Regions from separate parts of the Homo sapiens genome. Here regions 2 and 3 are each linked to region 1. The links are chromatin loops, found by intact Hi-C in ENCODE. Cell type or tissue: CD14-positive monocyte. All regions are shown on one strand. Links, peaks and the distances in the headings refer to the core of each region. The heading gives the core; the rest is flanking DNA. Region 1 has its middle 84 kb from the start of RELL1. Region 2 has its middle 34 kb from the start of PGM2. Region 3 has its middle 46 kb from the start of PGM2.

The links. A loop is a pair of places that touch in the nucleus more often than their neighbours do. Peaks named below come from ENCODE experiments on the same cell type or tissue, not always from the same donor. Only the 100,000 strongest peaks of a DNase experiment are listed, where the experiment ranks them.
Region 2: a loop joins it to region 1, with 4 times the contacts of the local background. A loop is called at or near these places in 105 of 110 quality-filtered maps.
Region 3: a loop joins it to region 1, with 3 times the contacts of the local background. A loop is called at or near these places in 90 of 110 quality-filtered maps.

Annotation. Positions count from the first base shown.
Region 1 is chr4:37,597,164-37,608,080 of GRCh38, forward strand. It overlaps a transcript of RELL1 not described here. Among named protein-coding and RNA genes, the nearest start is that of RELL1, 84 kb to the right of the region's middle. RefSeq lists an enhancer at 9,718-10,357. In CD14-positive monocyte, for the core only: CTCF peaks have their summits at 6,011 (motif pointing right) and 6,215; DNase peaks (open chromatin) are centred at 4,488, 6,038 and 7,528; H3K4me3 peaks cover 373 bases; H3K27ac peaks cover 3,268 bases.
Region 2 is chr4:37,787,723-37,798,639 of GRCh38, forward strand. No RefSeq gene overlaps it. Among named protein-coding and RNA genes, the nearest start is that of PGM2, 34 kb to the right of the region's middle. RefSeq lists an enhancer at 1-120. In CD14-positive monocyte, for the core only: a CTCF peak has its summit at 6,035 (motif pointing left); a DNase peak (open chromatin) is centred at 6,019.
Region 3 is chr4:37,775,055-37,785,971 of GRCh38, forward strand. No RefSeq gene overlaps it. Among named protein-coding and RNA genes, the nearest start is that of PGM2, 46 kb to the right of the region's middle. In CD14-positive monocyte, for the core only: a CTCF peak has its summit at 6,004; no DNase peak of the experiment used is centred there; H3K27ac peaks cover 983 bases.

The sequences.
Region 1 (10,917 bases), core at 3,928-8,927:
ACCTGTGCTGCCCTCTGAGCCTTGTTCCTAGGAGACTTCTGTATTTACTGCCTTTAAGCATTTTGGAATAGTTAATACAGAACTAAGGGAAAATATGACCTAGAGACCAAAAGGCAGACAAAGAATTTTACTTATCTCCCTAATCAAAACTACACATTCCAAACTAAAATGAGTGAGGCCTTTGAGGAACAGGCTAATTAGAATACTTGTTTAGTCAGAATCTGGCTACTTTGAAAGCACAACAATGCAATTTCTCTTGACATAAGTTACCAACTTAAAATCCCACACAAAAAAATCCATTTCTAGGTCCAACTCATTCTTTTCCATTCTCCAAAATATTCCTAAAGCTATGGAGAAAGGTAAACCTCAGAATTTACATAAATCAGGAAGAGTTCACAGGCCACAGAAGGTCCATAGCCTCTACTCATCAGCCGACGTGCTGCTCTCTCTGTCTTAGATGTTGATGCTTAGAAAGGAAACAAAAGCTTTAAATTACCAATTTCTGAAGACACAAGATCTAAGGTCCAAGGTTTTCATGGCATCAGCCATAAGCCGGGTGACAAACCATCAAGGACTGTTGTGGTTTTTAAATTAAAATTTACAGGGGCTGGGTGCCGTGGCTCATGCCTGTAATCCCAGCACTTTGGGAGGCCGAGGCAGGCGGATCACTTGAGGTCAGGAGTTCAAGACCAGCCGGGCCAAAATGGCGAAACCCTGTCTCTACTAAAAATAAAAAAATTAGCCAGGGCTGGTGGTGCTCGCCTGTAATCCCAGCTACTTGGGAGGCTGAGGCAGGAGAATTGCTTGAACCCAGGAGGCAGAGGTTGCAGTGAGCTGAGATCGTGCTGGTGCACTCCAGCCTACATATATATATACACATATATATAAAATGATATGTAATATATATATATCATAATATATATATATATATAACTCCTCCTATAGCTACTTTTCTGCAAATAACTGCATTAGTCATGAGTTCTTTTTGTTGGTTTTGTTGGTTGGCTGCAAATGACAGAAACCCAAACTAGATAACAAAAGAATTTCCTTGAATGTTCTGTTCTGGGAAACAAAGTGCAACTCTGTCTCAAAAAAAAAAAAAAAAAAAAAAAAAAAAAAAAGTTTATAGGAAGAAAATATATAGAGAAAAAATCTGCAAAGACATTACTTCAAAATAATTTGCCAAATATTAACGTAGAAATTGTATTCAGTAATTAATTTCTGGGAGCCAACAAGTTATGGGTTTTGGTATTTTGTTGTTGTTTTTAGTATTTTTATAGGTATGACTATAGCTTAACATTTTCAGTACTGCTATGTGTTAAGCACCAAATGCAGTCAGCCTTGTTCTAAGTACTGCACGTGAATCATCTCACTGAAGTCTACCGTGACGCCATGAGCTATAGGTATGATTGTCCCCATTTCACACATGGGAAAATGGAGGCTCAAACAGCTAAATAACTCATCCAGAATCACACAACCAGACAGTGGCAGAATCTCAACTGAACCCAGACTGAACAACAAACCGGTGCTTTTTTTTTTGAGATGGAGTCTCGCTCTGTCACCCAGGCTGGAGTGCAGTGGTGTGATCTCAGCTCACTATAACCTCTGCCTCCCAGCTTCAAGCGATTCTCCTGTCTCAGCCTCCCGAGTAGCTGGGATTACAAGCGTGCACCACCATGCCCAGCTAGTTTTTTGTATTTTAGTAGAGACAAGGTTTCACCGTGTTGCCCAGGCTGGTCTCGAACTCCTGAGCTCAGGCAATCCACCCACCTCACCCTCCCAAAGTGCTAGGATTACAGGCGTGAGCCACCGCGCCTGGCCCAAACCTGTGCTTTTAAAGGTGACATAATATGCCTCTCTGTGGCAACATCCATGTTGCCATTAGACAAAGATAAGGGCTGAATCAAAATGTGAGACAACCCAATTTTGTATATGTAAAATTGTATGTATTGTCAATTGGGATTAAAAGGGGGTTTTGTTCTGGTTCTAAGGAAGATTGTAATAAAGAATAGAAAAGTTAGTCAAGGCCTTGTAACCATAATAGGTCTGCTGCCCAACGTGCCGCAAGTCAATAGCTGAGACACGGGGTTGCCGCAGAGCAAGAGGTTTAATGGGAGGGCCGCTGAACGAGGAGATGGAAGGAAACCTCAAATCTGTCTCCCTGAGGAGTTTGGGGCTAGGCATTTTAAAGGGTTTGGAGTAAGCCTAAGTGTGGTGATAGTTGATTGGTCGAAGAGTACAGGGTGAAGTCATGGGACAGGGTGATGAAGAAACTGTATTCTCATGCTGATCCCATTTGTCTGGGTGGGTTGGCTGTCAGCTGTTTCACTGGAATTTGGGGGAAAACACCTTAAGCAATTCTAACAAAAGCTTTATGATTCTAATGTCAGAAATCCTATCTATAGGAACAATGGGGATGCACATGGCCAGGATCTAGTGCTACTACAGGACTTTTGGTGACAAGGAAGTGGGCCAAAGTACAGCCTGATTAATGCTTAATCCAGAATTCTTGTTAACCCTGTGAGGACAGCTTCAGCTTTATCTGTAAAATCTCTGAGACTGTCTACTGTCAATGGTATTTTTGCGGCAATCGTAAGACCATGAATTTCCTTTCCCTACAAAGGTTGAGGCAGATCCAGGGGCCATATGTCCCCACCCATGAACCACCCCTACATAGCTTAAGATTCCTTTCCTCAGTTTCATCATCTGTATAGTGGAGGTGATGGCTAGGCCCCTCTCTCGGCCATAATGAGATTTAAATGAGATAAAAAGTGCTTAGCACGTACCCAGCACAAAGTAAACAATAAATGTTAGATGTAATTTTGTCCGAGTACAGTGGCTCACGCCTGTAAACCCAGCACTCCGGGAGGCCGAGGCAGGCGCATCACTTGATGTCAGGAATTCAAGACCAGCCTGGCCAACGTGGCAAAACCCTGTCTCTACTAAAAATATAAAAATTAGCCAGGCGTGGTGGTGCACACCTGTAATCCCAGCTACTCTGGAGGCTGAGGCAGGAGAATTGCTTTAATCCAGGGGGCGGAGGTTGCAGTGAGCCAAGATTGCGCCACTGCACTCCAGCCTGGGTGACAGAGCGAGACTCCATCTCAAAAAAAAAAAAAAAAAAAAAAGTTAGATGTACTTTTATTATCCAGCGAAGGTCACTGGCCCACTTCTATGAGTAACACTCAATGCTTTTTTAAATAACTAGATCTTTGTTGCTACCCACCAAAGCTGTATGAATCACTTCTAATAATACTAATTTCTAAACTGGGTAAGTTCTGTTCTACCTACATCATTAATAATCGTCTAAAGGCAAAAATGCATCTTGGGGGCACTTCAATTTTAGTGTATTTTTATTCTCATTATCTTCATCATTTAACAATTGTAGAACACACGGGAATTTATCCTTTGAACTTTAAGTCACATTGCATTTGAAGTGAATATTTATAGCATTAAAATTGACCTTTCTTTTATCTTTCCTCATGCCCCAAATAAGATTTTATAAAATAAAATGCATTTTTAATACAAAACAGAAACCATGGAAGATTTGGGAGGGTTGATTGGTTATTTTGGAGAGGTTGTGTCTGGCTTGGGTTTTATTTAGTATGGATTTGTGCGTGTGTGTGTGTGTGTGTGTGTGTGTAGTTTTTGTTTGATTTGGTCAACACTAATATTCATCTGTAATAAGTAAACCCATATATTTTTTCAATTTGGGTATAATGTTATGATTTCAAGAGTATTTTGTCTATGATTTCTCAGCTAGATTAACTTAGGAATGAAAATAAATTGAGTTACTTTTAAACTCACTGAGATGCCTATGCTACATGCACATCTTGTCATAAAAGGGTTAAGATAAAATTTCAGCCTGAACAAACAGAGGAAGAGACCATGCTCCTTAGCTGGTAGATCTGGGTTCATTCAACATCAGTCAAGGCAAGAAAGTCATTCTTTCCAATAAGGCAGTTGACCTGCCATCAGGAGAACCTCAGGCCCCATAGGCTTTGCAGTTACATCTTGTACCTGGTTCCGCCCCCAGCCCACCTTCGAATGTTATAAACAATATGGCTGTGGCAGAAACATCAAAAACTAACTCTCAAAAGGCAAAATCCCCATCATTTATTCCACTACAGAGGGTTGGAACTTGGCATCTCTGTGGCCAATAGATTGTTCTGTTTCATCTGAGAGACCACTGAGTGAGCACTGACTGTGCCTGGCCTGTACTAAGTGCATTACACATCTGAGCTCATATGATCCTCACAACCACCCTAAAAGGCACATATTATCTTCATTCTGTAGTTAGAAGACGGGGTCCAAAGAGTTTAAGGTCACAGACAGCAAAGGCATCTGAATGCCAAATCTGTGCTCTTATCGGGAGCTGTAAGAATGAGCCCTGTGCCAATCCAGGAAAGATGGTGAAAGGAAATTCTCCTGAAGCAATAAAAGGAAAAGGGTTTGCAAAAGCATTTCACAACAGAAACCGCACCATGGCCAGGCCTTCTGGCGATGGAGTGAAGGCAGCTCTAGGAAGTCTCAGCTGCAGGGCTGGATGCCAGAGCTTCACTTTCCATGTGGCTCTATAACTCCTCCTATAGCTACGTTTCTGCAAATAACTGCATTAGTCATGAGTTCTTTTTGTTGGTTTGGTTGGTTGGTTGCAAATGACAGAAACCCAAACTAGATAACAAAAGAATTTCCTTGAAATGTTCGTGAAGTTCAGAAGGGCAACTAGGCCTTGGGGACAACTGAATCTGGGGCTTGAAAGCAACCAGGCTGGGCACAGTGGCTCATGCCTGTAGTTCCAGCACTTTGGGAGGCTGAGGTGGGCAGATCGTTTGAGCTCAGGAGTTCGAGACCAGCCTGGGCAACGTGAAAAAAACCTGTCTCTTTGAAAAATACAAAATAAAGTAGCTGAGCATGATGGCCTGTGCCTGCAGTCCCAGCTACTTGGGAGGCTCAGGTGGGAGGATTGCTTGAGCCTGGGAGGTCGAGGCTCTGGTGAGCCATGATTGTGCCACTGCATTCAAGCCTAGGTGACAGAGTGAGACTCTGTCTCAAACCAAAAAAAAAAAAAAAAAAGCAACCAGCACTGCCTGTCTTCCCTCCGCACATTCCCTCCCTTTCATCACACCAGGAAAGAAGACTACACAGCAGGAAATATGGTCTTCACCAGCCCCTAGCCCACAGCTTTAGCCACCAGAGCAATAAACCATTTTTTCCAGCCCATTTGCTGGAGAAAATGGTTTATTGCTCTGGCGGCTAATGCTGTACCTTTAGCCATGGGAACCCTCATGGGCTTCCCCATGAGGCTATGGAACTCTGTGGCTCAGTTCCACAGCAAGCAACTGGCCGGCTCAACTCGACTCAGACAAAGTTGTGTGTGCTGGACCAGTCACAGCCACTCTGATCAGCCGTGGGGGATGGACGCATGTAGACCCTTCACCAAGTTACCAAACATGCCGCTTACAGCAGTCGCGCCCTCGGTAGGGGTGGATGAGAAGACAGAGGATTTGCAGGCATTTTTCTGATCCTTAAAACTCCTGTGAGACAGGTCATTTTACAGATGGCATTGAGGCTCAGAAAGATAAGATACCTTTCTCAATGTCACACAGTGGTGAGTGTGGGGCTCAAACGCAACAGCAAAGGTCGTGCCTACTTCTCTGAGACCACACCACTTCCATGACAGCATTCAGCGCGCGGGGTTCCCTCCAAAGCGGAACCGAATCATTCTCACCAGTATCCAGGTAACACCTGCAGTGACACAAGCTCCCAGGTGAGAAAATGGAGCGTCCGATGAGAAAAACAATAAAGACAAACTGGCAGTGCCAGAAAATCAGTTAGAAAAAAACTAGACTTGAACCTTTACTCTCACAAAATAGCTAATGGTAGTCTTTCGTTTTTAAAGGTGGGCTTTTGTTTATTTATTCATTCAGCAAAAAATCACGAGTACTTTCTGCAACACCAGGGCTTGAAGGAAGATACAGCACCAACCCCCCAACGGCCGTGCAGTTCTCCGATTCGGCCAGCAGAGGGAGCGAAGGGCCAGCTCTGTGGGAGGACCTGCAGAGCTGGACACCAGCTGAACCGCGTGGGCAGCCACACCACCCCCTGGCCACGCCACAAAATGCCCAAGACAAAGAAGTCCCAGCTGTCCTTTAGGTGTTTAGAGCTACAGTGAGGGTACCCTGGGGAGATCTGAGAACAGTCCTGCAGCATGGTTCTGGGAAGATGAGGAGAGGAGGGAATCCTTGGGTAGAACCAACATGCCCCACCCAGACTAAAGGGTCGGAGGATCTAAGAACTGGCAAGTCAAACCTCAGATACAAAACATAGTCCTCTTTGACCACACAACACGCCCTCAGTGATACTATGCACTAAATCGCGCGACGCCATTTCCAAGCCCCCAACTCTACTGTCCTCAGTGAGACAGAAGGAAGGGTTCCCCGCCTTTTGGGGTGGAGGAAGCCTGGATGTGAAGACAGATTTGAAAAAGAAGTGCAGGAGCATTCAAGACCATGGGCAGGCCCCCTGGCAAATTCACCCAGGGGGCTGGTGGAGACTATATTTCCTGCTGTGTAGTCTTCTTTCCTGGTGTGAGGAAAGGGAGGGAATGTGCAGAGGGAAAACAGGCAGTGCTGGTTGCTTTTTTTTGTTGTTGTTGTTTGTTTGTTTGTTTGAGACAGAGTCTCACTCTGTCACCTAGGCTTGAATGCAATGGCACAATTATGGCTCGCCAGAGCCTTGACCTCGCAGGCTTAAGCAATCCTCCCATCTGAGCCTCCCAAGTAGCTGGGACTGCAGGCACGGGCCATCATGCTCGGCTACTTTCTTTTGTATTTTTCAAAGAGTCAGGGTTTTTTCACGTTGCCCAGGCTGGTCTCAAACTCCTGAGCTCAAGCAATCTGCCCACCTTGGCCTCCCAAAGTGCTGGAACTGCCAGGGTGGGGAGCTTGCTGAACCAATTGTTCAGGGCCAGCGTTGTGAGGCTAGCGTCCGTCACCATGGGGAACAGAAGGGTCATATGTGCCACATTGCCAGCTGCCCACTACTCCCCTAATGAGCCAAGAAAGACATGAAAGCCAGTTAGTGACCAAACGTCCCCATTCTACATTACACATGTACTAGAGGGGATATCAAAAAGGCCAATTAACCAAAAACTAAGCCCGTCGTCCCCAAGTGACCCCTTTCAACTATAAATCGGGATTGGAGGAATTCTAACATCCATCCTAGTGCACACATTCTGAGTTTCTGGTTCTCATGTTGTGACTTGGTCACAAATGACCAAATCAACCTTTCCACTTCCTCAGCATAAGCTGTTATTGATCATCTTGTTTTCAAGGACATACACACGCGCACACACACACGCACACTCCAAATCAGAATCCTATGAGGTACCACACAGAGTGAAGTTTGCTGTCTATACATTTTAAAAATCTCAACCAGGATATGAAGGAGAGATGGAATGCAGATGGTGACAAATGACTCTGTGTTACAAATGAGTCACATTACCATGCAGAAGCGGGTGGGGAACAAAGGAGCTGACTTAAGAAACTTTGGCAAATACAGTTTTGACAGAATACTGTAAGGCTAAAAACAAGAACCACACACACACACAGACACACACAGACACACACACAGACACACACACAGACACACACACAGACACACACATACACACAGACACACACACAGACACACACACACAGACACACACACACATACACACAGACACACACACAGACACACACACACACACACAGACACACACACACAGACACACACATACACACACAGAGACACACACATACACACAGTACTTCAGTTGGAAAGTGTGTTTCTCACAGTAATATATTTTCAAACTACTTAATATGTATGCTAGTGTTGAATAAACATGTAAAAATATCATAGATAATAAGAGCCAGGTTTCCTCACTGTTGGAGAAGAAAGTTACAAATAAGGAAAGCAGGAAGCTTAGAACGAGTACTATGGAGCAAGCCTGGAGTCAGAAGTAGCAGTGTGGGCACATGCTTTTGTTTTACAGATAGATACAAAAAATACATAAAGATGTGTGTATCCGCATGGGTTGGTGTGTGTGTATGTATATATGTGTGTACAGGGGGCCTAGTAGCTGTGACATCCCAGCATCAATGAGGACACCTAGTCCTCTTTATTTCTAAACATCATTGTCCAATAAAAGGAACCAGGGCTCCTTGGGTTAGTGGTTGATTTCAGGGCTGGGGCAAGGAAAATACAAGACAAGATGAACCTGGAGAATCTTGTGGTGCCAGAAAGTAATAAAGGGCTTTCAAAAAAGAAAGGACCTGTAATCCTAGCACTTTGGAAGGCTGAGGTAGGTGGATCACTTGAGGCCAGGAGTTCAAAACCAGCCTGGCCAACATGGTGAAACCCTGTCTCTACTAAAAATACAAAATGTAGCCAGGTGTGGTGGCGTATGCTTGTAATCCCAGCTACTCAGGAGGCTGAGGCAGAAGAACCACTTGAGCCTGGGAGGCAAACGTTGCAGCGAGTCGAGATTGTACCACTGCACTCTGGCCTGGGCGACAGAGTGAGACTTTGTCAAGAAAGAAAGAAAAAGAATAAAGAAAGAGAGAGAGAGAGAGAGAGAAAGAAAGAGAAAGAAAGAAAGAAAGAAAGAAAGAAAGAAAGAAAGAAAGAAAGAAAGAAGGAAAAGAAAAGAAAAGAAAGAGAAAGGAAAGAAGGAAAGAAAGAGAAAGAAAGGAAGAAAGAGGAAGGAAGGGAGGGAGGGAGAGAGAGAAGGAGAGAAAGAGGAAGGGAAGGAGAGAGGGAGGGAGGAAGGAAGGGAAGAAGGAAGAGAGGGTAGAAGAAAGGAGGAAGAGAAAGAGAAGGAAGGAGAAAGAAAGAAAAAGAAGAAAGGGAAGGAAGGAAAAAGATGCAAGAAAGGGGAAGGATGGAAGGCAAGAAGAAGGAGGAGGAGGAGAAGGAGGAGGAGAAGGAAGGAAGGGAGAGAGAGAAAGAAAAGAAAGAAAAAAAGGAGAAAGAAGAAAGAAAGAGAAAGAAGAAAGAAAGAAGGAAAGAAAGAAAAAGGAAAGAAGACAAGAGAAAGAAAGAAAGAGTGTGTAATAGGTGGAGGAAGGAGAAAAGTAAAGGATGGAACCACATCAAGGGACATGGGCACCAACCTGAAAGGGCTCCTACCACAGACATAGCCACTGCAGCCAGGATCCACCAATGGTTGGTGTGGTGGGTTGAATGATATCCCCCACAAGACCTGTTGATGTTGAAGTCCTACCTTCTGAGACCTGTGGATATGACCTTATCAGGAAATGGGTTCTCTGCAAATGTAATCAAGTTAAGATAAAGTCATACTGGATTAGGGTGGACCCTAAACCCAATGCCTGGTGTCCTTGTAAGAGCAGAGGACTCCCTCACACAGGAAAGAAGACACAGAATGCCAGAATTGCCAGCAACCATCAGAAGCTGGGAGGGAGGCATGGGCCAGATTATACCCCAGAGATATCAGAAGGAATCAACCCTGCAGACACCTTGACTTCAGGGTCTGGCTTTTTAGACTGTGAAAGAATACACTTCTGTGTTCTGGGGCACCCAGGTTTTGGTAATTTGTTATGGTAGCCCTAGAAAACTCATACAGATGGTAAAATTAATGTGTGAAAGTTTAAGCAGAAATAAGATATTGGCCTAATCTCTAAGTATCTCCCATCTAATATTCATTAATTACAAAGGGAAAATAGTAACTTTACCAAAATGAAACCTGGCAGACACCACCTTGGGCAATGATGAAGATTGACATCACGGGTAATATGTACCATCACGTTCCTGACATGATTCAATGGGAAGGGCACATCACCTGTATGGTGTCCCTTCCCTTATGCAAAACCTCCGTCTAATCACAAGAATCAGCTGAAACACCTAGGTTGAGGGAGAGTCTACAAAAGAACTGATCAGTACATTCGAGTGTCAAGATCACGAAACACAAGAAAAGACTAAAGGGCAACCACAGATCAGAGGGGACAGGATCCAACAACTAAATGCAGTGGGTGATCCTGGAACAGCAGGGGGACATTAGTGAGACAATGGATGCAATCCAAAGAACGTTGTGGTTTAATGAATGGTACTGTACCACTGTTAGTTTTTTAGTTGTGATCACTTTTTTATAGTTAAGATGGTAACATACGGGGAAATGGAGGGAAGGGTTTACATGAACTCTGTACTGCTTTTGCAACTCTTCTACAAGTCCAAAATTATCTTCAAATTTAAAAAGCAGTAACAGGCATACCTCATTTTATTGCACTTTGCTGTAGTGTGCTTTGCAGATATTGTAGGGTTTTCTTGTTTGTTTTTGTTTTGTTTTTTAATGAACCGTACGTGTGTGGCAACCCTGCAAGTCGAGAAGGTCCATCAGCACTTTTCTTTCTTTTCTTTTTTTTTTTTTTTTTTGAGGTGGAGTCTTGCTCTGTCGCCCAGGCAGGAGTGCAGCGGCACAATCTCAGCTCACTGCAACCTCCTCTTCCCAGGTTCAAGCAATTCCCCTGCCTCAGCCTCCCAAGTAGCTGGGGATATAGACACGCACCACCACACCTGGCTAATTTTTTTCTTTTTTTTGTATGTTAGTAAAGACAAGGTTTCACCATGGTGGCCAGGATGGTCTCGGTCTCCTGACCTCGTGATCCGCCTGCCTCGGCCTCCCAAAGTGCAGGGATTACAGGCGTGAGCCACTGCGCCCAGCCATCAGCACCACTTTTCCAACAGCATGTGCTCACTCATGTCCCTGTGTCACATATGGGTAATTCTTGAAATATTTCAAACTTTTCAATTAATTATTATTATATCTATTATAGTGATCCGTGATCAGCGATTTCTGATGTTACTATTGTAATTGTTTTGGGATGACATGAACTGTGCCCACATAAAATGACAAAC
Region 2 (10,917 bases), core at 3,439-8,438, 190 kb after region 1:
TGACAGCTTGCACCATGCACCTGGAAAAGCCACAGACAATGCCAGCCTGTGAAGGCAGCTGGGAGGGAGGCTGTACCCTGCGAAGCCACAGGGGTGGAACTGCCCAAGACCATGGGAACCCCGCTCTTGTATCAGCATGACATGGATGTGAGACATGGAGTCAAAGGAGATCATTTTGGATCTTTAAGATTTAACTGCCCTGCTGGATTTCGGACTTGCATGGGGCCTGTAGCCCCTTTGTTTTGGCCAAATTGTCCCATTTGGAATGGCTGTATTTACCCAATGCCTGTACCCACATTGTATCTAGGAAGCAACTAACCTACTTTTGATTTTACAGGCTTATAGGAGGAAGTGACTTGCCTTGTCTCAAATGAGTCTTTGGACTGTGGACTTTTGAGTTAATGTTGAAATGAGTTAAGACTTTGGGGGACTGTTGGGAAGGCATGATTTGTTTTGAAATGTGAGGATGTGAGATTTGGGAGGGGCCAGGGGCTGAAACCCAAATTCAGGGTTTGGCTGTGTGCCCACACAAATCTCATCTTGAATTCCCACATGTTATGGGAGGGACCTGGTGGGAGGTGACTGAATCATGAGGGAAAGTGTTTCCCATGCTGTTCTTGTGACAGTGAATAAGTTTCATGAAATCTGATGGCTTTAAAAAGAGCTTGTCGCCTGCACAAGCTTTTCTCTTTGCCTGCCATCATCCACGTAAGATGTGACTTGCTTCTCCTTGCTGTCCGCCATGAATGTGAGGCTTCCCCAGCCACGTGGAACTATAAGTCCAATTTTACCTCTTTCTTTTGTAAATTGTCCAGTCTCGGGTATGTCTTTATCAGTCACGTGAAAATGGACTAATACACCTACTCTCTCTATGCTCTCTTCATTTTTCTCTCTTTCATTTCCCCATCTCCTCCGAAGAGCGAAGCGGAATTATCTCCTTGTTTTCTACAGAGCATTTGTGATCATGATGGATCTTTTTTAACTTAAATGTAACTTAGACATCTCTTCCTCCATTTCAAATATTTACCTTTTTTTTCCCCCAATGAAGTCAGCTCTCTCCCTAAAGAGAATTCTGATGCCAGGTGGTTCAGATAAAAATATCTTCTACTTTCCAACATAAAATATAAAGCATTTCTAAAAAGGATACCAGTGCTTAAAGTCCTAGAGATTGAAAACAGGACAACACTGCCACTATTGATAAGTTAATTCTGCATAGCAGTGAGAATCGATGACAGTGTTGACTCTGTTGGAGTGCAGCATGCTGTCTATTAAAGGCTGAAATATTGGACTTCTCTCTCCAGCCAAGGAAGGTCGTTACTGTGGGGCTTATTCTGTAACTGCCCAATGGGTTCACCTTGCCAGCTGCCTAGGCAGAGCTGATTTATCAAGACAGGGAAACTGCAATGAAGAAAGAGTAATTCACACAGAGCCGGCTGTGCGGGAGACCAGAGGAGTTTTATTATTACTCAAATTAGTCTCCCTGAGCATTTGGGGATCAGAGTTTTTAAAGATAAATTGGTGGGTAGGGGCTCAGGAAGTAGGGAGTGCTGATTGGTCAGGTTAGAGATGAAATTATAGGGGGGTTCAAAATGAGGTTTTCTTGCTGTCTTCTGTTCGTGGGTGGGATCACAGAATTGGTTGACCCAGATTACGGGTCTGGGTGATGTCAGATGATCCATCGAGTGCAAGGTCTGCAAAATATCTCAAACACTGATCTTAGGTTTTACAATAGTGATGTTATCCCCGGGAGCAATTTGGGGAGGTTCAGACTCTTGCAGCCAGAGGCTGCATGACCCCTAAACTGTAATTTCTAATCTTGCAGCTAATTTGTTAGTCCTGCAAAGGCAGACTGGTCCCCAGGCAAGAAAGGGGTCTTTATGGGAAAGGGCTATTATCAACTTTGTTTCAGAGTCAAACCATAAACTAAATTATTACCCAAGGTTAGTTCAGCCTATGCCCAGGAATGAACAAGGACAGCTTAAAGATTAGAAGCAAGATGGAATTGGTTAGGTCTGATCTCTATCACTGTCATTTCCTCAGTTATAATTTTTGCAAAGGTGGTTTCAATTCAACTGAGCATGCTCCCAGTATCTTGCACCTCCACTTTGAGATGATACTTAAACCCCAGAGAAAAGCCATCTGCCTCAACCAGCTGCACCTAAGACCCTGCCCTGAGCTTGATCAGCCATGAAGTGCTCACCAGATGTCATGCCAGGCCCCTATTGACTCCGATAGGGATGGCACCATACCCTAGAGGGCAAATAAGAGACCTGGAGACAATGAATGAGACATAGGGTTTATCAGGGAAACTCCATACAGGAATGGCCCAGTGGTGGCAAGCTGGACAGTAGCACCATTACTGTTTATAAAAAGCATGCAGTTTATACAGCATTTTCACTTAGGACCCTCCTCTCAGCAACCTCCATTTAACCCAAAACAAAGGGCCTCAATCCCTTCAATCTCTGGGTTGGCCACTCCTGGATTCCTTAGCTTGGAACTCCAAACACACATGCTTCTTAGACCCTAAAATCATTCTCAGGGTATGTTTAAATTATTGTTGTAAGGTGCATCTGCCATATACCAGGTAAAAACATGAGAATCTGTACCACACTGGGCTCAGAAAGTTCGTGTGTTCAGCCAGCAGAGGTCGGCTGACAAGACCATCTCAACCTTGGCTTGGAAAAGCTCAAGACAGTTAGTGGCTTCCTCAGAAATATGAATCTGTGTGTTCTCTACCAAGCAATAATTGAGATTACTAGGAATAATTGAGAATGTACTTCCTGATGAATGAGGGAGTACAGGGAACTTCACCTTAAAATTTGGCTCCTTGGTGTAAGGAATGAATTAAAGTCCCTTAGAGCTCAGCAAAAGCTGGAAGAGACTTTTTCTCTAGCTACATAAAGACAGGACAGACCCACCAAGGAGAATAATGGTTTTTCCTTTCCTTCCCTGTTATCTCATTATCTTTTGCAGAAAAGAAGATCACAAATGTAACCGCACCTGAACAGACTCTTTCACAAGATAATAACTGTCTCTCAGGCTCATTCTGTTTTCAAAGAGAACCATTTACAAGTTAATCTCCACTCCCATCCATTCATTCTCCCTAGTAATCATGTACTGCCCCTAAACAGAATTACCTATATTCCCCATCTCTCCCCCAGCCTCTGAAATAAGGCTATATAAGTATCTGGGCCCCACTGGGATTTGGGGGTGATATGGTTTGTGTGTTTCCCCACCCAAATCTCATCTTGAATTGTAATTCCCACAATTCCTATGTGTTGTGGGAGGGACCTGGTGGGAGATTATTGAATCATGGGGGCGGGTCCTTCCAGTGCTGTTCTCATAATAGTGAATAAGTCTCATGAGATCTGATGATACTAAAAAAGGGAGTTTCCCTACACAAGCTCTCTCTTCTCTTGTCTGCCACCATGTGAGATGTGCCTTTCACGTTCTGCCATGATTGTGGGGCCTCCCTAGGCAAGTGGAACTGTAAGTCCAATAAACCTCTTTCTTTTGTAAATTACCCAGTCTCGTGTAGGTCTTTATCAGCAGCTTCAAAATAGACCAATACAGCAAATTGGTACCAGCAGAGTGGGGCACTGCTAAAAAGATATCCAAAAATGTGGAAGCAACTTTGGAACTGGGTAACAGACAGAGGTTGGAACAGTTTGGAGGGATGAGAAGAAGATGGGAAAATGTGGGAAAGTTTGGAACTTCCTAGAGACTTGTTGAATGGTTGAATGGCTTTGACCAAAATGCTGATAATGATATGGACAATGAATTCCAGGCTGAGGTGGTCTCAGCTGGAATAAGGAACTTGTTAGGAACTGGAGCAAAGGTGACTCTTGTTATGTTTTAGCAAAGAGACTGGTGGCATTTTGCCCCTGCCCTAGCAATTTGTGGAACTTTGAACTTGAGAGAGATGATTTAGGGTATCTGATAGAAGAAATTTCTAGCAGCAAAGCATTCAAGAGGTGACTTGGGTGCTGTGAACAGCATTCGGTTTTGAAAGGGAAACAGAGCATAAAAGTTCAGAAAATTTGCAGCCTGATAATGTGATAGAAAAGAAAATCCCATGTTCTGAGGAGAAATTCAAGCCTGCTGCAGAAATTTGCGTAAGTAACGAGGAGCTGAAGATTAATCCCCAAGACAATGAGGAAAATGTCTCCAGGGCATGTCAGAGGTCTTCATGGCAGCCAAGAAGGAGGCCCAGAGGGCTATGAGGAAAAAGTGGTTTCGTGGCTGGACCCAGGGTCCCCTTGCTGTGTGCAGCCTAGGGACTTGGTGCCCTGCGTCCCAGCCACTCCAGCCATGGATGAAATGTGCCAATGTAGAGCTCAGGCCATGGCTTCAGAAGGTGCAAGCCTTCAACCTTGCCAGCTTCCATGTGGTGTTGAGCCTACCCGTGCACAGAAGTCAATAACTGGGTTTGGGAACCTCCACCTAGATTTCAGAGGATGTATGGAAATGCCTGGATGCCCAAGCAGAAGGTTGCTGCAGGGTCAGCATCTCATGGTGAATGCAGTGCAGAAGGGAAATATGGTGTCAGAACCCCCACACAGAGTCCTTACTGGTGCACCACCTAGTGAGGCTGTGAGAAGAGGGCCACCATCCTCCAGACCCCAGAATGATAGATCCACTTACAGTTTGCACCATGTGCTTGGAAAAGCCACAGACACTCAACACCAGCCCGTGAATGCAGCTGGGAGGGAGGCTGTACCCTGCAAAGCCACAGGCATGGAGCTGCCCAATATGATGGGAACCCACCTCTTGTGTCAGCATGACATGGATGTCAGACATGGAGTCAAAGGATATCATTTTGGAGCTTTAAGATTTGACTGCCTTGCTGGATTTTGGACTTGCATGGGGCCTGTAGGCCCTTGGTTTTGGCCAGTTTTTCCCATTTGGAATGGCTGTATTTACCCAATGCCTATACTCCATTGTATCTAGAAAGTCACTAACCTGCTTTTGATTTTACAGGCTCATAGGCAGAAAGGACTTGCCTTGTCTCAGATGAGACTTTGGATTGTGGACTTTTTAGTTAATGCCGAAATGAGTTAAGACTTCGGGGGACTGTTGGGAAGGCCTGACTGATTTTGAAATGTGAGGACATGAGATTTTGGAGGGGCCAGGGGTGGAATGATATGGTTTGGCTGTGTCCGCACCTAAATCTCATCTTGAATTGTAACTCCCACAATTCCCATGTAGTATGGGAGGGACCCAGTGGGAGTTAATCGAATTATGGGGGTGGATATTTCCCATGCTGTTCTCATGATAATGAAAAGTCTCACGAGATCTGTTGGTTTTACAAATGGGAGTTTCCCTGCACAAGTTCTCTCTCTCTCTTTGCCTACCACCATCCATGTAAGACATGACTAGCTCCTCCTTGCCTTTCACCCTCTCTCATAACTGTGAGGCCTCCCCAGCCACGTGGGGATTGAAGGGCAGAGAAGGGCAGAGAAGGGCAAAGGTAAGTCCAATAAACGTCTTTCTTTTGTAAATTGCCCAGTCTAAGGTATTTCTTCATCAGCAGTGTGAAAATGGACTAATACAGGGGTAATCACTGGTTCTTCCCTGTGTGCACATTAATAGACTGGTATCCCATTTCTCCTATTAATCTCCTTTTGTGAGTTGGATGTTCAACAAACCTTCAAGGGGTGAAACAGAAGATTTCCATCGGCCCCAGTCTTCCCAAAGGCACAGAGGTTAGGGGTTTCTCAAATATAGTTTGGTGGGCAAAGGATTAGGGTTGGGGGGCATGTTGATTTGTTGGGTCAGAGATGAAATCATAGGGAATGTCACTTTATGTATTTATATATATGTTTTTCCTCTCTGTGTGAACCTCACATGTATGATTTTTGTTAAATATATTCAGTACTTACTTTAAAAAAAAAATACATTCTTTTGTCTAAACTAGTGGTTCTCAAGAGGTGATTTTGTGTCCTGCTGCCAGGGGACATTTGGCAATGTATGGAGACATTTTTGGTTGCCACCACTGGGCTGTTGGGGGTAGGTGAGGTTCTACTGTCATCTAGTGGGTAGAGGCCATGGATGCTCCTAAACATTCTGCAGTGAATAGGACAGTCTCAAACATCAAAGAATTATCCTGTCCAAAGTGCCAGTAGTGCTGAGGTTGAGACACCTGCTCAAACTCAAAGACCAGTAAAAATTTAGAAAGAGAGAGAGAAAAGTAGAGTGCTTTTGAGTCCCCTTAAACTCAGGCTTAGCTCTTAGTTGTATTGATGTAATTATAATTTATTTGCTGTGTTATTTTTTGGCAGTGTAACCACCCAACCACCCACTGCTCACACAAAATTGACTCACTGAGACCATAGCATTGCAGTAAAGAAAGAGTTTAATTGGCAGAGCTGGCCATGCCATATAGGAGATTAGGGGTTTTTAAAATGCAGTTTGATGGGCAGGGGAGTAGGGTAGGGGGCATGCTGATTGGTTGGATAGGAGATGAAATCATAGGGAATTGAAGCTGTCTTACTGTGCTGAGTCAGTTCCTGGAGCCGGGGTGGGGTGAGACAGGACTTGTTGGCAGGTCCAGGTGGAGCCATCTGGACATCTCCAAAAGGCAATCTTAGCTTCTACAATAGTGATGTTATTTATATTTGCAAGAGTAATTGGGGAAGTTTCAAATCTTATGACCTCCGGAATAATGCCTTGTAATTATTTCTAATTCAAACCCCTCTTATCCTCCTAACTTGGTGGTCTTTCATTAGTTTTACAAGAACAGCTTAGTTTTGGAGAAAGGCTATTATCATTTAAACTATAAACTAAATTTCTCTCTAAGTTAGCTTGGCCCACTCCCAGGAGCAAATACAGTCAACCTATGAAGCTAGAAGCAAGATTAGAGTCAGCTATGTCAGATTTCTCTTACTTTCATAATTTTGCAAAGGTGGCTTCAACAGTGCCTGTAATTACTTTCATTGTAAAGTAACATATTTTTATAACCCAATGACAGTAACTAGATGTTTGATATCATCTGTCTATATTCTCTTACCTACCTTCTTTTATATCACATTATTTTAGTCTGAAAGCAAAATAATCCCTTAACATCCTTTCTAAAGTAAAATGATTTATCCAGTTTTGTTTTTTTTTCTCTATCCCAATCTTAGCATTTCACCTAGGAAAGACTACAGACGTGTTAATCCATGCACATGATTGTTGGGACCATAACAGTTAGATGGCCATCATTGTGTTGCTGCAATTAACCTCTTTCCTCCAGGCTTACATGCTTACCACTTCTATGCTTCACAGAGAAATCATGTTCTCTGGGTACCTATACTCATCATTTCCTCCACTGATCCTTGTTATTTCCAATTCAACCAGTCTCATCTATGCTTCCCTTTTTGGAGCTCTGTTGCTTCTTAAAAGGAAGTTTTTATTGAATTTGTCTTCAATCAGCTCTCTCCCTTCAGAATTCTGTGTATCTGCTCTCTTCCACTTAGTGGAAGTGGTACTTGGTCAAATACATGTCGGTGATGGCGCTCACATTTTGGTTCATACAGCTATTAAACATGTATTTTCTCTCCAACTAGAGAAGCTCCTTTTGGGCAGGGACAATGTCTCACTTTTCATGACATCCTGAAGCACCAGGTATAGGACTCAAACAAAAAGGCATCCATTGACTATTGAATTCATGAGTAAAATGTAGATAATAAGTTTATATATTTGAGATGACATGAGCATATGACTTTATGTCCTCAGAGTCCTAATTTGGCCACCATGAATTGAAGGAAAAGCATCTCATTTCCATGACAAAATCTTTCCTACAATAAAAATTGTAAGTAAGCTTGGATACATTTCACATGACTAACTCATGACCAAAAAGAAACTTGATCTGTGACCTTCAGTAACACACTCGATTTAGAAAATGTGAATGGGCTTAATGATTAGTGACGGTTGCTAAAAATTAAGGCTTTAAAAAATCTTATTTATGTGAATACTAAAGCTGCACACACCTGGAGGTATTAGTTGATGTCCTTGTTGACCTAAAAGGAGGAGGCTGAGGCACAAAATATAATTTAAAGAATTTACTTGAGCCAAAGGGAAGACAGCTGTTGAGACGCTCTTCCCAGTTGCACTGGGGAGTGCTCTGTTAGCTTTTGTTGTAAGCAGGTTTCTAAAGGCAAAGGGAACAAGGAATGGTCTGATGTAAAGTTCTTTGACAGGAATTCTCACTGGTTTTCAGAGAATAACATTGCTTAATGATTGGCCATGCACTGTGGGACTGCAGGATATAGTGTTATAGTGTCTGGCATATGGCATTTGATGGCTACTTGGCATCAGTTAGTCTAGAGCCCACATGGCAAGTGGCTTCAAGAGATAATTATTTAGTTCAAGGGGGAGTGATGTGACTGCTGTTTCATTCAGTGCCTTTTGGGGCCTGATAATTTAAAGGGGCTCTCATTCTTCAGATAAAAATTTTCTTTCCTTCCTTTTTCCTCCACACCATTTTGAACAAACTTTCTGTTTTCTTAGTTATCACTTTCCTCCTAATAGTCTTTAGAGCAAACAGAGCAAGTAAGCCAACCAGAAAAGCCACAGAAAACACACTTTCCATATACCTACCGTCTATTTTCCTCTTAGACGCATACTTGATCCTACGACAAAAGACTTGTCTCCAAATAAATCGATTTAAAATATGTGAAACATTATATCTTTTAAAAAGTGACGTTTCATAATAAAACTATGTCTACTATGCATTTGCTTTGAGTTTTTATAACTTTCCAAAAAAGTTTTCCTCTTGCCGGTAAATACGTATCCTATTTCTACAGCTCTGGGATGGTATCTATTTATTATACATTATTTATCTCTAAAATGTTTTACTAAGCCAAAAAGGAGAAGAACACATCATACGGAACAGTACCCTGTGTAAGGAGGGAAGTGTCAGAGACTCCATAGTGTACTCCCAGTGTGACCAGTGAGAGCTACTGCCCTGCCCTGAGTTGAGATGTTCTGAAATAGCTATTGCATTTCTATGTGCCCTCTTTTTCTGCCATTATTAGCAAACAGTTTTCATCCATTGGCTGACAAAACTGGAGTAATGGATAGTGCTGGACCAGCAGTAAAGAAACAAGGAATATCAGCCTGAATGTGGGAATGCAAGTTTTAGTGCAATTCAACAGCTATCAAGGAAAAGGTCAAGGAGGTCTAGGATAAGGGGCGGCAGGCAAGCGGGCATCAGTGGAGGCCCTTTGACTTTTTGAAGAGCTTCAGAAACAACACTATAGCCTGGAAAGGCTGATCTACACTGGAAGACATGGTAGCTCCTGGCAAGGAATGACCCCAGCCGAGAAGAGCAACTGCTAATGCGTGATGAAGGATGGATGAGGCCTGGGATGCAATGGGCTCATAAAGCACTGACTACCTGGAGTCCGTGAGAGCTCTCATTTCCAGTAGGAAGTTTCACTGTCTCCAGGGCAAATGAAGGATATGTGGACATTATACATTTTTTAAAAAATTTAAGTGCAAGCATTTTTGTTCTCCCCATTTATTTGTTCATTCATTCGTTTATTCAACTAACATCCATTATGTGTTCTTTGCTGCACGCTGAAGATACAAAAAGCATTAAGAAAGGAACTCTGTTTGTAAGAATCTCACAGTTCCTTAGGAGCTGGGTGTGGGATGTTCTTTGCCCCTCTAGATCTATTCTCTGCCCTTCGCCACCTTGCCCAGTGGCTCCTGGAAGCTGACTTTTCTGGAAAGTATCAACAGGGCTCCCTTGCCTTCCAGCTTCAGTTGGGCTCAGCCACTAGGAAGCACAAGAGGAGAGGAAGGGTAGCAGGAGAGGAAGGGCGGCAGAAGAGGAAAGTGAAGCATTGCCCTGGCTTCCTTCATGCCTGCTAAGGCTTAACAATGGCTGCACTTCCCTAAAGCCACAACTGCTGAGAAGCAGCCTGCTTCCAGAACTACAACCAGCTCTTCTGTTCCTGGCTTTTCCAGGCCCAGGGCTGACAGTGGCCCCCCACAGTGTAGCCTGGAAGTGCTTTATCACTCTTGGTTCTCCTTGACCTCTACATGGCCCCTCCATTAAGCTTTCTTTCATTTATTTCCTGTATGATGACATAACAAGGTTAGCTGGGCAATAAGCAAATATCCTATAGTGTCAAGTGTACAATGAGGGCAAGAAAGGATTAATCAGTCCTAACTGGGGGGGGGGGGGTCAGGTGAGGCTGTGGTCTATAAAGTCCTGTCCCTATTCACCCTTTCAATTGCATGCTGAAGTTTCTCTAAGAACATGAAATCAATCACGTTATCTTCCAGCAATGGCAGTGGAAAAATCTGATGACAACCCCAGGAAGAAAGTTCAATGGCCATGTGATTGACTATATAATGATGTTCCATTTATCTAAAAATAGTACTTTGCTTAACTTACACTAACGCACCTTACAGTTATGAGACACTACCTACTTAAAATAGCATACAGTGAAAGTAGACCTAATCTACCTCCTAGTTGAGTAGTAACAAAAATGTCTAACAGTTACTGAGTTCTCAACTAAACCTATAGTATTAATATGATAATTATGTATGGAATTATGCATATAGATATTATGTATAGAAGTGTGTCTACTAATTTCTTACAATGCCACCACAGAATAATAGTATTATTCCCATTTTATAGCAGAAGAAACTGAGGCTTAGAGAGAATTTAGTGACTTGCTCAAAGTCATAAAGCTAGTAAGTGGCAGAGCTGGGATTGTAATCCCATCTATCTCCATTATTAACCACTATGCTCCCTAATAAAAAAAAATTCTCATATCATGTGTTAGCTAAGGTAACATAGGATGCATTAACAGATAAACCCCCAAATGTCAGCGATTTACCATAACATTTATCTCTCACTCATATCAAGTCCAGTTGGTAGTGGTTCATGTGGGAAGAGTCCACTCTAGCTCAACAGTTCAA
Region 3 (10,917 bases), core at 3,762-8,761, 180 kb after region 1:
CATCTGAATTATCATAATTCAAACATTGTTTTTCTGATCTATTCAGTGTTTATATCATTGTTTGTTTTTCTTTCCTCACCTTTTTAATAACTATTCCTGTGGAAATATGAATACTTTTGGTCTGAGTTAGCCTATCTTGATGTCAATCAATTAATAAAGTCCAGGAAATAATAAAGTTACTTTAAGTTTCCAAAACATGTTTGCACGTGAAATGCCAAGCCATTTTATTAAATACACTTGAAGTATTGTATTAACTCTTTTTAAATTCAGTGTACAAAACAAGCTGTCATATAGTAAGGTTGCTGATAATCACAAAGTAAGTACCTAGAAACATCTAAATTCTAAGCCATGACATCATTGTTCCCAAGTAATAAGGTAAGAAAGGTAACTTGAAAGTGCAGGAGCCAACATGATAAACAGTAACATTATTTCCTGGTTTTTACTATGTAAATTTCCATGTACTTGGGCTTTAGCCTGGAAAACATTTATATAAATTAATTATATCAGATTAACAAAGGGAAAATCAACTGGATTTTGAACTTACTAATTTCAAGAGAACATTCCAAATAATAAGAGAAATTAAAAATTAATTTTTCTCTTACAAGTAGATCTATGCAGCTACTGTCCTAAAACTTCAAAAGTTTGTGTAGTCAAAAGAAAGAAATTAAATACTATTTAATGCCCCTAATAGAGTAAATATTTTCTTGCATCTTTTGTCTATAGTTCTAGTAGTCATGGAAAATGGAAGATGCATTTTGTTTTTTAAAAAAAGTCATAAAAAAATGGATTAATGATACTCATCAAAGCATCAATTAGGAAGCAAATGTGGATGAGCTCCATAGCTAGAGAGAGGGTGAAATCCAGCTGCGTTCTTCAGAGGAGGCTAACCGCTGTGACAATCAGCCCCAGCACTCCAGTGTTCATTTTTCATTTGTGAAATAACACAATGTGAGTGTTCCTGGACAGGTGGCCCTGCTGTATGGCTCTTTCCAAGCAATGACTCGGGACCCAGGCTCCTTCAATCTTGTATCTCCGCCATCACCTAGGGCATCAGAGTCCTCTGACTTCCAGCTTCGCAGATAACAAGAAAACAAGAGTGGAGGATTTGGGAGGAAGATAGTCAACAGACCACATACCCAGGAGCAAGACTGGGAAATTGAGTCTGGTTCTACATCCTGGAAGAAAAGGAAACAGGATAGTAATTACTGCCATGCCAGCATCTCTCTCCCAACACAATACAAAGCAACTAATTTTCAAAGTAACTCCATTTATATCCATTTCTGTAGGAAAGTGCAATGGTTAATTTTGCATCAACTTGACTGAGATAAGGGATGCCCAGATAACTGGTGAAACATTATTTCTGTGTGTATCTGGAAGAGATTAGCATTTGAATTGGTAACTGAGAAAAGAAGATCACCCTCACCAAAGTGGGTAGGTGTCATCTAATCCACTGAGGGCCTGAATAGAACAAAAAGGGAGAAGAAGAGGGAATTTGCTCTCTCTGTTTGAGCTGAGACATCCATCTTCTCCTGCCTTCAGTCATGGAAGCTCCTGGTTCTCAGGCTTTAGGACTCAGACTGTGACTTGTACCATCAGCACCCCTGGCTCTAAGGCTTTCAGATTCAGAGTAAATTACACCTCCAGCTTCTCTGGTTCTCACGGCGCTTCTTGGCCTCCATAACGGCACTAGCCTATTCTTTTATATACATATAAAATGAGAATTGTTACTCCAAAGGAAGATTATCTTGTGTGGGCCTAATCAGGTGAGCCCATTAAAAGAGGGCCTAAGAGTCAGAGACAGAACACAGAGAGATTTGAAGCAGCAGAAGACACTCTCTGTTGTCCTTGAAGAAGCAGTTCCATGTTGTTTTGAAGAATTCAAATCCCTTCATAAATGTACATAATGTCTATGCCATTTATAAACAAAATGTAGCTTTCCAATTTATTTTGTGCGATGGAAGGATCAACAAGAAATTCAATGCTGCACAGGTAGCCACATTTCATAATCTGTATATTTGGAGATGTGTCCAGGTGGCAGCTTGGCAGCTCCACTGTCCCCTGTAGCTTCTTCTTCTTGTTCTTCTACTTCTTCTTCTTCATTTTTTTTTTTTTTTTTTTTTTGAGAGGGAGTCTCATGCTATCACCTACACTGGAGCTCACTGCAGCCTCCACCTCTTGAGTCCAAGTAGTTCTAGTGCCTCAGCCTCCTGAATAGCTGGGTCTAAAGGTGTGCACCACCACACCCGGCTAATTTTTGTATTCTTAATAGAGACAGGGTTGCACCATGTTGGCTAGGCTGATCTCAAACTCCTGACCTCAAGTGATCCATCTGCCTCAACTTCCCAAAGTGCTAGGATTACAGGCGTGAGCCACCACATCCACTCCCCACCCTCCCCGTAGCTCTTCCAAGGGTTTTCACACCAGCATGGCTACCTAGCAATAAAGTCTCACCATTAGGATTCTGTGGTTTGCAGCACAGATACCATTCCTTCCACACAGTATTCTAAAACATGCAGAACCATTTAACATGGAATCTTTTGAAATCCCAAAGCCACAGTGATCTTTTAAATTCACAAATCTGATCACATCACTTACCTGCTTAAAATTACCCAATGACCACCATTGTCTACACTGTGAAGTTCAATCAATGCCCTGACAATCTAGACCCTGCGTCCCTGTCTAGCTTCATCTCTGGCCCCTCTCCATACACAGGCTCTCGAATCTACTTGTTGTGAACACATGTTGTTATTTCCTACCTGAATGTCTCAGCTGCTCTGGCCTTCTCCTTCTTTGAACTAACATCTATTTGTCCTTGAGAACTTTACTTCAACTGCCATCTCTTTTTGCGTTCATTATTTGTTCCAATTATTTGACCCTTATACGAGTATCACTCCTTTCCAAATTATTCAGTTTCTGAGATTGAATGGTGAAGGTTTAGTAGTGAGTTTGGGTAGCAAGGGATACTTATATTATTTAAATATATTTGGTTCCCAGTTTCAAAGAGCAAGTATTAAGTGTATGGATAGTGAGGGCCCTAAGCAGTATGTTAATATAAATAAATACACACACACACACACACACACACACACACACACATCTAATCAGTTCCTGATATTGGATAGCAAGGCTACCTGATTATAGTTTTATTTCACAACTTACTTTTCATGTACATACATGATGTACAAAGGCAGCATAGTCTGTAGGGTTAATGGTATAGGGTCTTCAGCATGACTGCCCAGGTTGAAACCCCAGCTCTACTGTTTACCAGCCTACCTCTCTTCCTCATTTTCCATAGTTGTAAAATGGAAAAATAATAGGGCCAATCCCATTAAATTGAGAGGATTAAATGAGTTAATACATATAAAGTATTTACAATTGAACATGGCTCATGGAAAACACTCCATAAGTATTAGCTGTTAGCAGTAGTCATAGTAATTGTTTTGTTATTTATGCCTTGGTTTGTTCCAAAAAGAATGTAAGGTAGTGTGTGTAAATGTGTGTGTGTGCGTGTGTGTGTGTGTGTGCATTTTACTCCTCAATTAGCTTGCATGCTTCCTAGGGGCAGCAGCTGTGGCCTGTAATTTCTTTGTGTATTTTTAAAATGGCTAGCACAGTGCCAAGTATATGGTGAGTGCACAATAAGTATTAATTCCTCCTCCCCTTTTCTCCTTAAAATACACACCATGTTAGTCTCTGTTTTCTCCCACTACGCTGAGCACCATGCTTGGCTCAATGGTATATGTGTGTTGCTCGGTTGGACTGTTGTTGATTGCCACAGCTTGTTGAGCCCTACAGAAGTGCCTCAGCCTTGGACGGATATTCACTGACCCATTCAACAATCTTGTCCACCATTTTGTCTGCAGATTGAGTGTGCAGTGTTAATGAGCTTTGACAAGACAGAAGAGAACACGTTCACAATAACAATTGAAAATAACCCTTTTGATATGGCTGGGATATTTGTTCACTCCAAATCTCATGTTGAAATGTGATTCCCCAGTGTTGGTGATGGGGCCTAGTGGGAGGTGCTGGGCCATGGGGATGGATCCTTCATGAATGGCTTGGTGCTTTCCTCAAGGTAATGAGTGGTAGTAAGTTCAGCTGAGATCTTGTTGTATAAAAGAGTGTGGCATCTCCCCACTCTCTCTCTCTCTCTCGCACCCTCTCTCTTCATGTGACACACTTGCTTTCCCTTCACCTTCTTCCATGAGTAAAAGCTTCCTGAGGCCTCCCCTGAAGCAAAGCAGATGCTGATGCCATGCTTCTACAGCCTGCAGAGCCATGAGACAAATAAACTTCTTTTTTAAAAACAAATTACCCAGTCTCTGGTATTCCTTTATAGAAACACAAAATGGACTAACACACTCTCTATTCTTAATGGGGAGAAAAGCTAGAATTGCAGTGAAATGAAATGTTTGTGAAGAAAATCATGACTGACTTCCATTTAAAAATGTTTTTTACATTTAAAAATATGTGAAGTTCAGCTGGGCACGGTGGCTCATGCCTGTAATCCTAGCACTTTGGGAGGCCAAGGCAGGTGTATTACCTGAGGTCAAGAGTTCAAGTCCAGCCTGACCAACATGGCGACACCCCCTCTCTATTAAAAATACAAAAATTAGCCAGGCATGATGGCGTGCGACTGTAATCTCAGCTACTCAAGAGGCTGAGGCAGGAGAATTTCTTGAACCCAGGAAGCAGAGGCTGCAGTGAGCCAAGATCATGCCACTGCACTCCAGCCTGTGTGACAGAACAAGGCTCTGTCTCAAAAAACTAAAAAATAAAAAAAAATGTGAAATTCAATGTGCCTGATGATGCTGCCAGAAAAGAGAAAGCTAGCCTGAGTAGACCTTCATTCAGTTCTACCCTTTCTTAAAGTATGTCCTGTGGAAGCTTAATGCTGAATTAAAGTCTCCTAGAAACCTTATTAGGGGATTTGGGTCAGGGACAATAGTTGTTCTTCATGACCTTCTTTTGTAACCTCCTAAAGAATGCTGTCTATCATCTCACTAGGTTCACAAGGCTTGTTTTGTCCTTTGTAGTATCTCCCATGGCCCATCCAAGGGAAAAGGAAGTTCTTGCTCAAAGAAAGTTTGTGCACTATGCAAATGCAGTGATATCATTTTTCATCAGGCTGAACTAAACAGCACACAACAAAACCAAGAACCTACACCACTGCTTGTGCACTTACATGCTAACATAAACTGTACAGATTTATAGTCCCTGATGTGTACAACATCCCTTATGTATTAGTCTGTTCTCATGCTGCTAATAAAGATATACCTGAGACTGGGTAATTTATAAAGGAAAGAGGTTTAATGGACTCACGTTCCTTAGGGCTGGGGAGGCCTCAGGAAACTTACAGTCATGGCAGAAGGAGAAGCAAACACGTCCTTCTTCACATGGCGGCAGCCAGGAGAAATACAGAGTAAAGGGGGGAAAAACCCCTTGTAAAACCATCAGATCTTGTGAGAACTCACTTACTATCATGTGAACAGCATGAAGATAACCACCCCCATGGTTCAATTACCACCCACTGAGTCCATCCCACAACACAGGGGGATTATGGGATCTACAGTTCAAGATGAGATTTCGGTGGGGACACAGCCAAACCATATTACCTTACATATGTGAATTATCTTGTTTGCTTCTGAACAGAACAGTGGTAACTACAATTGCTCTACATTTTACATTTAGGTGGATCTTAAGGTGACAAGATTTTACTCCTTTTCACAATTTTTGTGATGGGACAATAAGCAGGAGAGGAGAAAAAGGCAAAGGAGCATGTAAAAATAAATGACCTGTTTTTTACTATGTCCCCTTTCTCAGTAGAATATGAAAACTTCCTGTGTGGGTCCTTTTATGGCTGCTTCTAGATTTTCAAAGCTGTCCCAGCTGAGACGCAGGCAAAGAGAAGAAAGAGGCTGGGCTGAAAACCACTGCAATTTCCTGGGGAGAGAGTGCCCCCGGATGGGCCATTGATCTTCATTGTTCCTGCTAGACAAATAGACTTCTCAACATCAAATAAAACTTTACTTGATGAAGATTTGTTTGGAAGGATGCTTTGTTTATATTTCTTTACCCTTTTAGATATTACCTACAATTTCTGAGCACATGTGCCAAGATAAAAGAACTTAACAAGCAAAGAAAAAGGGCGTTTTTTTCTATAGGGAGAGGTTCTGAAAAATCCAAGAACATAAGACGGGTTTGTATACTGGCTGAACAACATGGGGTGGCTAAACTGGTTGTGTTTCTAAATTCTTTCAAACAGGCAGAGTTACTAATTTGTCTTATCAGATGCTCAGCATGATAAATCTAAACCAAATTATCCTATCACATGAAGTACTCTTCCCTTAAGAATCAATTAAGCATTGGAAAAATGAGAATTCTTACTTCTATGCAGAAATGATACTGTGTGGTTAGCTAAAACTAGGACTGTGTTAGCAAAACACAGACTGTATTAGGACTATGATTTGTGTACAAATCACAAAACTGATCATTCCAAAGAGAATGATAGAACAAGGGTAGCCTGGGAGTTTCTGAACTAGCATTGTAACACAATGAGTCAGTTGGTGTATCCCTCAATTCGGCTGGATTAATTTTTTTTTTTTTTTCTTTTGAGACGGAGTCTCGCTCTGTCTCCCAGGCTGGAGTGCAGTGGCGCGATCTCGGCTCACTGCAAGCTCCGCCTCCTGGGTTCACACCATTCTCTTGCCTCAGCCTCACAAGCAGCTGGGACTACAGGCGCCCGCCACCACGCCTGGCTAATTTTTTGTATTTTTAGTAGAGACGGGTTTTCACTGTGTTAGCCAGGATGGTCTCGATCTCCTGACCTTGTGATCTGCCCGCCTCAGCCTCCCAAAGTGCTGGGATTACAGGTGTGAGCCACTGCGCCCGGCCTCAGCTGGATTACTTTATCCCCAATACTGTCACCCTACTAGTTCCTGTCTTGCAGTGAAAAATAGCAGATCTGTGAGTCCAGGAGCTGGCTCAGGTTGGGGTTCACTGCTAGAATCACCCAGGTTGCTTTTGATAATGAACTCTATCTTCAGTCTGCAAAGTAGGTCGTGGGAGAACAAGTGAATTGAATATTGTTCATGAACTTTTATCATTTAATAGGGCTTCACTATAGAAAAAGTAAAAAATACAGGTAAGAATAAAGTAAAAGTTTTTTTACTTTTAAAAACTTTCCATTACCAAGAAGAAATCCTCTCCACTTTTTAGTGTGCGTTATATCCATCTGGATTTTTCTTTATAGTGTAAGTATGGTGAAAGCATGTGACTCAAGCTTTGATTCCAAAGTCAGCTAATGTGTTAGTCCATTTTCATGCTGCTGATAAACACATACCCAAGACTGGGTAATTTATAAAGAAAAAGAGGTTTGGCCAGACACGGTGGCTCACACCTGTAATCCCAGTAATTTGGGAGACTGAGGCAGGTGGATCACCTGAGTTCGGGAGTTCAAGACCAGCCTGACCAACATGGAGAAACTCCATCTCTACCAAAAATACAAAATTAGCTGGACGTGGTGGTGCATGCCTGTAATCCTACCTACTCAGGAGGCTGAGGCAGGAGAATTGCTTGAACCCAGGAGGTGGAGGTTGTGGTGAGCCAAGATCGCACCATCGCACTCCAGCCTGAGCAACAAGAGCAAAACTCCATCTCAAAAAAAAAGAAAAAGGTTTAATGAACTCACAGTTTCACGTGGCTGGGGAGGTTTTACAATCATGGCAGAAAGAGAAAGGCATGTTTTACATGGCAGCAAGCAAGAGAGAATGAGAGCCAAGCAAAAGGGGTTTCCCCTTATAAAATCATCAGATCTCATGAGACTTATTCACTATGATGAGGACAGTATGGGGGAAACTACCCCCATGATTCAATTATCTCCCACCAGGTCCCTCCCACAACACATGGGAATTATAGGTGCTACAAATCAAGAGGGGATTTGGGTGGGAACACAGCCAAACCATATCAGCTAATAAGGAGGGGAAACTTACAAATTATCACTGAACTGTCCTTAAATCACTCATAAGATTCAGTATACACAGTTTTGTGTTTATAACCCTGGAGAGTGCTTCTTATATATAAGAAGTTTTGGGAATTGCTCAACTAGAATAAAAGAAGAAACAAAAGTAATATCTTAAAATAACCTGGGAGACAGGGAAAATTCCAAGTAGTTCTGCTTCCTGGCAGTATTTAATCTGTTATGTTTTAATATTAAGCAGCTATAGCCTTAATACCTATTAACAGATGTATTTAATGGATGGATTAAACAAGATAATGGAGTCACACCTTACTGGAATTAAATTCTAAAGTTGGTGCCTAAGAAACACCTAGGGTGAAATTCCTCTCTCATTCTCTTCTTTCTCTGCGTGTGTGTGTGTGTGCATGCGTGTGCACGTGCATGCACACACACACACATACATGTGTAAAACTCAAATCATACATGCTGTTTTGGAGCCCACTTTTTCCACTTAACAAGATATTTAACCATCTTTCCACAACAATGAAATATTCTAAAACACGTTTTCTATGTATGGTTACTATTCAAAAATGTTTTCACATAATTACATTTTTGTTGCTTGTTTTGGAGAATGTGACTTATCTATATGAACTTTACAAATAATGTGCACCATAAGTTACTGGATGGGCCCTCTTTGGTATCTGAAAATCCAAAGAAACTACATGCCAAGGACCTGAAGCTGAAGGGCCTGTGTTTCTGTAGTGAGCTCTCAGAAGCAAAGGAGGGGACATCACAACCCAAGCATTAAAATGACTAATTCTTTTAACTTTTAAGTTCAAGGGTACATGTGCAGAATGTGCAGGTTTATTACACAGGTAAATGTGTGTCATGAAGTCGGGGGGCAGTTTGTTGTACAGATTATTTCATCACCCAGGTGTTAAGCCTAGTACCCCTTAGTTATTTTTCTTCATCCTCTCCCTCCTCCCACCTTCCACCTTCCAATAGGCCCCAGTGTGTGTTGTTCCCCTCTATGTGTCCTTATCATTTAGCTCCCACTTATAAGTGAGAACATGCGGTATTTGGTTTTCTGTTCCTGCATTACTTTGCTAAGGATAATGACCTCCAGCTCTATCCATGATGATGACTAATTCTGTTGTTAATTTCTCACCATGGTCCAAGACATTTTGTTTTCCAGCCATTTATTAGTTATACTCTTTCCCCATGAAAGTGATTTTGCAGCCTTTAAAGTACAGGGCAATTGCTAGACAAAAACAAGCGAAATGAGGATGGACTAGAAGGAGAAAAACTGAAGGCAGACAGACAAGACATCTATGGAAATTTCAGGAATGGCAAGGGAGACATTAGTGATAGGGACGGGGGCAGAGAAATTCTAGGCAAACAGGCAGGTCCCCAGTGAAACCCCATCCTCAAGCCAAAAAGTCTGCAACTGTGGCCCAAAATGAGAATTTTTATCCCTGTTTTATCCCTGTTTTCCCACTCAAATGTTGCCTTTTTCTAAACTACCCATGGCCCCACCCCACCCCATCCTGTGCCTATAAAAGTTCCAGCCAGTAGGCAGGAACTATGGCTAGATGTTGGAGAGAAGTGGCTTGTCTTCAGAGAGACAACTTGTTGGTGTAACTTCAGAGAAGAATCTGGCCAGAGACAGCTGGACCTCAGGGGAAGATTACCTTCCCTCACTATCCTCTTTTCAGCCCTCCTTCCTGCTAAGAGTCACTTTCATTGGCAATAAAATCCCCCTGCATTTACCATCCTTCAATTCGTTCATGCAACTTCATTTTTCCCGGATGCCAGATAAGAGCTTGGGAGACACAAGCGTGGATTCAAAAGGCTGTCACACTGTCCCTTTGCTTTCACAGGTGGAGGGCAGCTGCCTCACATGAAAAGGCAAAGGGCCTGAGCTGTTAACTGAGCTGTTAACACTTAAGCCATCCAAAGATGGCAGAGCTAAAAGAGCTCTGTAACACTCCCTCTGGGGCTTTGGGGGTTGCAGACACCCCTGCCTGGATGCTGCTGTGGGGCCTGCATGGAGTTTGCTCCTGCTGGCGCTAAAGCATCCAGCCAGTTCCTGCACCTTCTCACCTGTCTGCTCCCTCCTACAAGGGCTGGAATGCAGCAGGTCTGAGTGAGTGGAGTGTGATCCCACCAGTGCCAAAGGAGCTGATTCCAGCACTCATCTACTCCAGTTGCCACACTCGTTTGATCATGTGCTCCCTCTCATGAAGAGTTGAGAGTGGTAGGCTGAGTAAATGAAGCACACCTGTCACAAGTCCCTCGAAGGGGTCAGGGAAATATCCTGCTTCACTAGTAGTGATGTTAAAGAAAGGACTGCGTGAAAGTGTCAAATTTGAAGACTGTAGGAGAGGAAGAATTAGCAGGGGTTGGTGATTAACTAAAGATCAGTAGAAGCTGGACATCAACCATGAAATCTCAGTGTTGTGACACATCCCATCCTTCCAATCTGCAGTCTGTGGAAGCCAAAAGCTCTCACCTGGATTCTGTCCATTCTCAAGGGCTGCATTTCCCTGGATTCTTCTCCTCTGTGACCTCTTTCTTTCTCAAGAGCTGCATCTGTTCACACCAGACAAACTCCCAGTGGAAAACTCATCACTCTCTTTGATTTCCCAAACTAGCTCCTACACAGCCCACATTTATGAATTCCATAAATATGGCAGATATTATAGGCTTGGTTGATCCAGCACCATGCCTTCTCCCTTGCCTGCATCTATTATAGAAGATATAAAAGCTAAATTATTTCCTTTCATCCCTTATATTCAGGGAGGCCACGTGATGCAAGTAGAAACTTGGTGAGGATATTTCTGGGAAAGAACTAACTATCTTTAAGTTAGTTAATTCTTAAAGAAGAACATGGCCATTGTTGGTACCTTTTTCCTCATTTTCCTTCTCCCTGCCTTGAAATATAAACGTAATGTGTGAGC